Regions from separate parts of the Homo sapiens genome. Here regions 2 and 3 are each linked to region 1. Evidence: chromatin loops called from intact Hi-C (ENCODE). Cell type or tissue: Caco-2. All regions are shown on one strand.

The links. A loop is a pair of places that touch in the nucleus more often than their neighbours do. Peaks named below come from ENCODE experiments on the same cell type or tissue, not always from the same donor. Only the 100,000 strongest peaks of a DNase experiment are listed, where the experiment ranks them.
Region 2: a loop joins it to region 1, with 9 times the contacts of the local background. A loop is called at or near these places in 52 of 110 quality-filtered maps.
Region 3: it touches region 1 in a loop (7-fold over the local background); 6 of 110 quality-filtered maps call a loop at or near these places.

What each region holds. Positions count from the first base shown.
Region 1 is chr6:167,218,867-167,221,366 of GRCh38, forward strand. No RefSeq gene overlaps it. Among named protein-coding and RNA genes, the nearest start is that of HPAT5, 8.2 kb to the right of the region's middle. RefSeq lists an enhancer at 2,455-2,500. In Caco-2, no CTCF peak of the experiment used is centred here; a DNase peak (open chromatin) is centred at 1,335; H3K4me3 peaks cover 832 bases.
Region 2 is chr6:167,285,123-167,287,622 of GRCh38, forward strand. It overlaps a transcript of UNC93A not described here. Among named protein-coding and RNA genes, the nearest start is that of UNC93A, 4.9 kb to the right of the region's middle. RefSeq lists an enhancer at 2,417-2,500. In Caco-2, no CTCF peak of the experiment used is centred here; no DNase peak of the experiment used is centred here.
Region 3 is chr6:167,370,550-167,373,049 of GRCh38, forward strand. No RefSeq gene overlaps it. Among named protein-coding and RNA genes, the nearest start is that of TTLL2, 47 kb to the left of the region's middle. In Caco-2, CTCF peaks have their summits at 1,336 and 1,539; no DNase peak of the experiment used is centred here.

The DNA.
Region 1 (2,500 bases):
ACTTTGGAAATAAATGTACTCATGCTGTGTGTGTGTGTGTGTGTGTGTTTAAGGAAGAACAATTTGTGTAAATACAACCATGGCTTGAGAGAGTATTTTCTCTTAGCAAATGTTCCAAAGCATCTTAAATCTTGGCAGGGGCTGACCACTCCGCCTTCCCCTGGCTAGACAGGCCACCTCCTGAGCTGAGCGGGCATTTGGGGCTCTGGCTTCTTCCTCGGCCAAGGAGAACCCAGAGAGCCAATCAGAGAAAAAGCTTTGGGGCCAGTTGGCTGTGTCAGGCCCTCAGCCAAGACCCTTAGCTAATTTCCATTACTTATCAGAGAGGGCAGACCCATTGAGGGGTCTGGAAAGCAAGGCTGGCTGGAAATACTCCCATCCTCACACCATTTGTGAATCCTCCCAGCCTCCATGGCGTGGTTGAAGCTGCTGGTGATGTCCTGGGATTCTGGGTCTTTCTCTCAGCCCACGTCTCCACCTGGGGCATGTGAGTGGCCTGACTACTCATCCAAGACTGTCGAGGGTCTGCAGGGCCCCTGAACAGCAGCATCTGATTGGGCTAAGGCACCCTCATTTTGCACCAGAGTGAAGGAGAGCAGCAGCTCTGTGACTGATCACTGTCTTCCACTCTTTCTATCAGGGCGACAAAGCTAGGTGAGCCCGAGTGCGGAGAATCTGGCCTGTTCCACTCTCATAGTCAGGGGGATCGTGTAGGTCCTGGTTCAGAACACACTCGTGTGAACTGTGCACACACACACTCACACATGCACACACACATCCTTTTTATTTTCCAAGTTCGTAGGTCCTTTTCCTTTCCCATGAGCCCTCTGCAGCCTGGGATACAGCACCCACTTCTACAGTCATCCACACTATTTATTGAGCGTCTACCCTGGACCAGGTATGCTTCCCAAGGTACTGGGGTACCACACTGATAAAAGAGCCGGGGGTCTCCATTCTCACAGAAGCCTAGTTCTAGTGGAGGAAACAGACAGTGAACAACTAAGCAAAACAGAGAATTCAAATTCCCATGGTGAGAAGAAGTGCGATCCCAAAATTAGAGCAGCAGATGGAATGATAGGGAGTATGGGGCAGGTACACACGCTATCCACATCGCATCTACACATGGGTGACAGAGCAGCACCCGGGTTTGTAGAGAGCAGCTCGGCTGGACCCAGGCATCACCAGGTCTGCAGCTCAGCAGCCCTTTCTGCCAGCCCCGCAAAGTGGAGCAAGTGGCTCTTTGGGTGGAAAAGATCCAGCTGCGTGCAGTGATTAGCCGAGGAAGCCGTGCTGTGATTGGACAGGTGACAGCGAAGTACGACTGTGACTTGACAGCCAAGGAAGCCGGCCTGTGATTGGACAGCTGAGGGCCAAGTACCTCTTTGTCTCCTGTGCCTTGATGAGCGGCAGAAAGTGCTGATGCTGCTGGAATTTCCTGGGGATTTTTTCTATCAATTATTTTTGTCTATGCAGACAAAGACACAGTGATAGTAAATTATGTCCAAAAATCTCCAAAGATTTCGTGCCTTTGCTCTCACAACCACAAACATCCATACAATTTGAACTCTGTCCTCAAGCGAGATAACGCCATCCTGGGTGACGTGACCTATTTGCAGTCCCTTCGCTCCAGCCGCTATTGCAGCGCGTGGCTTCTAAAATCTCAGCGAGTGTCAGCAGGTGAGACTGAGGCATTTTCCCCGTTTGTTTCCAGCTACGGTGCAATGACCGCCTCTTTTCAGTGGTCCCTTGAGAAGCCACTGTGCCGCTTCTTCCCGCTCAGCGGGCGGTAAGGCCTGTATGTGCAATGTGGGTCTCTCAGCAGCTGCTCCTGCTGGAAACTTCTCCACTGACTTTGGAAAGGATTTGCTGGAAAGCTGTAGAAAGACAGACTGGAAAGGTACTTGATATGATGAAGGGAGAACATCTTGTAAAGACAAGCATTGAAGGTTATTGCTTAAGTTTTGACTAAACATAACATGTATGAAAAATCGTATACATATGCATATGTATACATGAATATAAATAGATACATGTATATATGGACATGCATATATATAAAATATAGGCTCATTGTGTGTGTGTGTAAATATATATCTAGGGAGAGAGAGAGACATCAAACTCTTCTCTAGATAATTAAATTTCTGAGAGGAAAGGGGCGTGTATCCTTTTTTTACTGGATGCACCTATATACTATTCTGTATTTTGTTTTGTTTTGTCTTGTTTTTGAGACGGAGTCTCCCACTGTCTCCCAGGCTGGAGTGCAGTGGTGAGATCTCAGCTCACTGCAACCTCTGCCTCCAAGCTTCAAGAGATTCTCCTACCTCAGCCTCCCGAGTAGCTTGGACTACAGGTGCCCGCCACCATGCTCAGCTCATCTTCCTGTATTTTTAGTAGAGTCAGGGTTTCACTATGTTGGCCAGGCTGGTCTTGAGCTTCTGACCTCGTGATCCGCCCGCCTAGGCCTCCCAAAGTGCTAGGATTACAGGCCTGAGCCACCACG
Region 2 (2,500 bases), 66 kb after region 1:
AGTGGGACACATAGGTGTGTGGTTACCTGCCCGAGAGAGGGTGGCTGACCATCTGGGACACCATGCCCAGTCACACTCCCTGCCACACAGGCTGGCCCTGAGCCATGGCATTTAGGCCAAGGGGAGGGGCCCTGGCTGGCATTTGTCACACGTCTTCCCGTGTCTAAAGTGCAGAATTCGGGAAATACTTCTGAGGGCAGGATTGCCATGTAGCCAGCTGTCTGCCAGGGTTCATCCCAGGGCCCAATCCCACTGTGTGCTTCTTTACAGCTCATCATAAACAGGTCAGGACAAAAGGAGTTGCCAGCCAGGAGGGGAAGTGAGCTGGGGCCTAAATGATTGGTGATGAGCCGGGACTCACACTGCAGTGCCCACATGTGCCTCGATGGTGGCCTGACTCGCCCGTGGGGCTGGCGGGGATGAGAGTTGGCCTCTGTCGCAAGCACAGGGCTGGAGTCGTGGAAGCGGCTTCCCTGCAGCTGCTGCTGTCTCAGGTGACGGCATCTGGTACCTGAGCTGGCATTCAGTTTCTTTATAACCCACTGGGGTGGGGGTTCTGGAGGGCGGCCCTGGGCAGCAGCTCAACCAGGAGAATGGGCAGCCTGGAGGGTAGGTGGGGGGCTTAGCTTACCTTACAGAGTTCTTTCTACAACAATTCCTTTATAAAAGTGTAGTTTTCTTTAAAAATTGTATTCTTCTTAAATTAGATATTCTTCTTTAAAGTATAGAAGTAGTATATAGGTGCATGAAATAAAAAGAGTAAACATACCCCTTTCCTCCCACCAATTCTATGTCCAGTGAAGAGTTAGTTTTCTTTCTCTCTCTCTCTCTCTCTCTCTATATATATATATATATATACACACACACACACAATGAGCCTATAATACATTTTGTATATATGCATGTCTATATATACATGTCTCTATTTATATTCACATATGGCTATATGAATATATATACATATCTTATATTCACATATGTATATATGGACATGCATATATACAAAATGTGTATATGCATTTTTAGTCAAAACTTAAGCAATAACCTTCAATGCTTGTCTTTATAAGATGTTCTCCCTTCATCATATCGAGTACCTTTCCAGTCTGTCTGTCTATAGCTTTCCAGCAAACCCTTTCCAAAGACAGTGGAGAAGTTTCCAGCAGGAGCAGCTGCTGAGAGACCCACACTGCACATACAGGCCTTACCGCCCGCTGAGCGGGAAGAAGCGGCACAGTGGCTTCTCAAGGGACCACTGAAAAGAGGCGGTCATTGCATCGTAGCTGGAAACAAACGGGGAAAATGCCTCAGTCTCACCTGCTGACACTCGCTGAGATTTTAGAAGCCACGCGCTGCAATAGCGGCTGGAGCGAAGGGACTGCAAATAGGTCACGTCACCCAGGATGGCATTATCTCGCTTGGGGACAAAGTTCAAATTGTATGGATGTTTGTGGTTGTGAGAGCAAAGGCACGAAATTATCTTTGGAGATTTTTGGGCGTAATTTCCCATCACTGTATCTTTGTCTGTATAGACAAAAATAATTGATAGAAAAAATACCTAGAAAATTCAAGCATCAGCCGGGTGCTGTGGCTCAAGTCTTTAATCCCAGCACTTTGGGAGGCCGAGGCGGGCGGATTGCCTGAGCTCAAGAGTTCGTGACCAGCCTGGGCAACACGGTGAAACCCCGTCTCTACTGAAATACAAAAAATTAGCTGGGTGTGGTGGCGGGTGCCTGTAATCCCAGCTACTCGGGAGGCTGAGGCAGGAGAATTGCTTGAACCCGGGAGGCGGATGTTGCAGTGAGCCAAGATCGCGCCACTGCACTCCAGCCTGGGCGACAGAGCAAGACTCTGTCTCAAAAAAAAAAAAAAAAAAAAAAAAAAATTCCAGCATAATCAGCACTTTCTGCCCCTCATCCAGGCTTAGAAGACATGTAAGTGGTTGGCTCTCGGCTGTACAATCACAGCCCGGCTTCCTCGGCTATCCAATCACAGCCGTATTTGGCTCTCAGCTGTCCAATCATAGCCATACTTGGCCCTCAGCTGTCCAATCACAGCCCGGCTTCCTCCACTGCTCGCTGCACTCAGCTGGATCTTTTCCACCCAAAGTGCCACTTGCTCCAGTTTGCAGGGTTCATAGAAACGGCTGCTGAGCTGCAGACCTGGTGATGCTTGGGTCCAGCCGAGCTGCTCTCTCCAAAGCTGGACACTGCTCTGCCGCCCGTGTGGAGATGGGGTGTGGATAGCGTGTGTACCACCCCATACTCCCTATCGTCCCACCTGCTCTAGTTTTGGGATCGCACTTCTTCTCTCCATGGGAATTTCAGTTCTCTATTTTGCTTAGTTGTTCACTGTTTGGTTCCTCCACTAGAACTAGGCTTCTGTGAGAATGGAGACCCCTGGCCCTTTTATCAGTGTGGTACCCCAGTACATTAGGAAGGATGCCTGGCCCAGGGTAGACGCTCAATAAATAGTGTGGACGACTGTAGAAGTGGGTGCTGTA
Region 3 (2,500 bases), 150 kb after region 1:
GTGTCACCGTGCAGATCGGAGGGTCTTGACAACAGGGTCTCACTTGCCTGAGTGCACCGAGGAAGCAGAACAGCCTGGCTCATAGAGAGCCTTGCCCGCCTCCACAGCCTGTGCTCTGCTCGTCCCCACCAACCCATCCTGAACACCCAGAGGAAAGGGGGTACAGATGTGCAAAATCGTTCCTAATAACTGAGTTAGTTTTGATTTCTTTTAAAAAAAGACAGATCTTTTTTCAAAAAAGATCCATTGTACACACCACTCTCCGACTGGGTTTGATCTTCTTCACGTCACCATTAGAAAACCGGATGATGTGTTCTCACTCAGAGGTGGGAATTGAACAATGAGAACACTTGGACACAGGAAGGGGAACATCAGACACCCAGGCCTGTCGTGGGGAGGGGGGAGGGGGGAAGGATAGCATTAGGAGATATACCTAATGTAAATGACGAGTTAATGGGAGCAGGACACCAACATGGCACATGTATACATATGTAACAAACCTGCACATTGTGCACATGTACCCTAGAACTTAAATTATAATAAATAAATAAATAAATAAAAGAAAACCGGATGATGGTCGCCTTCTTATCCATGCTCGGCTCCTTCTGGCTGGCCTCGGGGAAGGTGGTGATGGCACAACCTTCGCTCAGTGCCTGTTCTACCTTTATGGAAACACAAAAGCTCCAAGATGAAAAATGATGTAAAGCCTGATTATTGTGGTTTCATTATTTTTTCTCCAATTCAGAATTATCATATGATTATCGCCTACATGGCATTCTCGACACTGGCTGTGATATTTCCCCCAAAATTGTACTGACTGAGTAGATCAGGTCCAAATTCCCATCCCCGAATGTGGTTATCAGTAATGAATAAGTGCTATGATCTGTCCCACCAACATTCGTCTTTCATAAGCTCGTGTCCCACAGTGGCCATCAGTCTAGATCTTCCACGGCCGCTGACTTGGTGAGTTTAGAGTCCTGGGCCATGGGAATTGTGGTAATTACTACGTAAAAATTACTCTTGGAAGCTTTTTCTTTCCTTTTCATCCCAATCTCCTTACCTCTACGCTCCTACGGCCCATCCCAAAGATGTGTTGATTTTAATTAACTATCAGCAAATATTATATAACCTCATGTGCATAATGCTGGACAAGGAATGTAGAAAGAATATCTTTGTCTTCACATTGAAAATATTACTCATGTAAAGATTAGCAAAAGAAAATATCTGAGAGAAATAATCTCAAGATCTGGGGAGTTAAGATAAGTGCATGTGAAAATTCCAAATGGCAAAATGTGTTTTTGTTATTTATGTCACACTGTCCCTCTTAACCATAGCTCAGAAATATAGGTGTTAATTCAGCTGAGAAAATACAAAGGGAATAGAAGCGAATGCTGGGCTTCTTAAACTGTCTTCAACCATCCACCAAACAAACCTTGACGGTGTGCGCCACCTGCTGGCCGGGACAACAGCCTCCTGTTTGATGGGGTTTGAACTAAGATGACTCCACCTGCTCCCAAACCAACTCGGTGAATGAAGCAGGGCTGTGTTCAGTTCCGTATCTGAAGATGAACTTTTAACCAACACTAACAGCTCCGACAATGTTTAAAGAATCAATTACTCTCAGAAGTAATAAAGCACAAATAATATTTTAAATGTTCCACATGAAAAGAATCAAACAATCTATTTTGGAGTTTATATTATTAAAAGAAAGAAAACACAAAAAAGGAAAGAACTTTGGCATATCCAATGCAAGATACACAAGAAGTAGATGCAAGATGAGTCACGAGAAGAGGAAAGTGCTGAAGACCTGGGAGGGAGGGTGGGGGAGCCAGAGACATAGGGGCAGGCAGAGGTGGGTGACCGCTGGTTGTGGGGAGAAAGGAAGGATCGCGCTAGCAGAGGGCACAGCGCGTTACCTAGTTCTTGTGTCCTCATCTTCGTGGTTTCATGAGCTTCAGCGATTGGTTCCTCCATGCACTTAGCCAAGGAGGAGCATCACTTATGTCTCATGGACCTGCCTACGGGGATGGCAAGGTCAGGTGCTCAAATGATGTGGGTTTCCTTCTCCCCTGACAAACCACTACAACCACTGCGCTAAAGACAAAAGCATTTCAGTGAATTCAAACTGTTACTGCAAGTAGCATTCCCTGTTGTTCATTTATCCAAATGCTTTACCCGCTTGCAAGACATGAATTCGCTTTTACTGAGGCAGAGTTCCCTCAGCAAAGCTAGCCTGAGGCCGACTCCCAGTTTCTAACAGGCCAGCAAGAGGCGTGAGATGAACGAACTGTTGAGCTGAAGAAGCAGCGATGATGTGCTGCCCCAGGCAGGACTGGGTCTCCTCGGAGCTCACAAAACACTGTAGCCGCAGCCGCAGCCGCAGCAGGTGCCTCTTCCCACCCCTTCCTGAGTCAATGCCGACCACCGCCACCTTGACGCGTCCTTCCGGAACTGAGCTCTCCTCAAGGGCTAAAATGTGGTGGCTGGAAGATATTTGAGG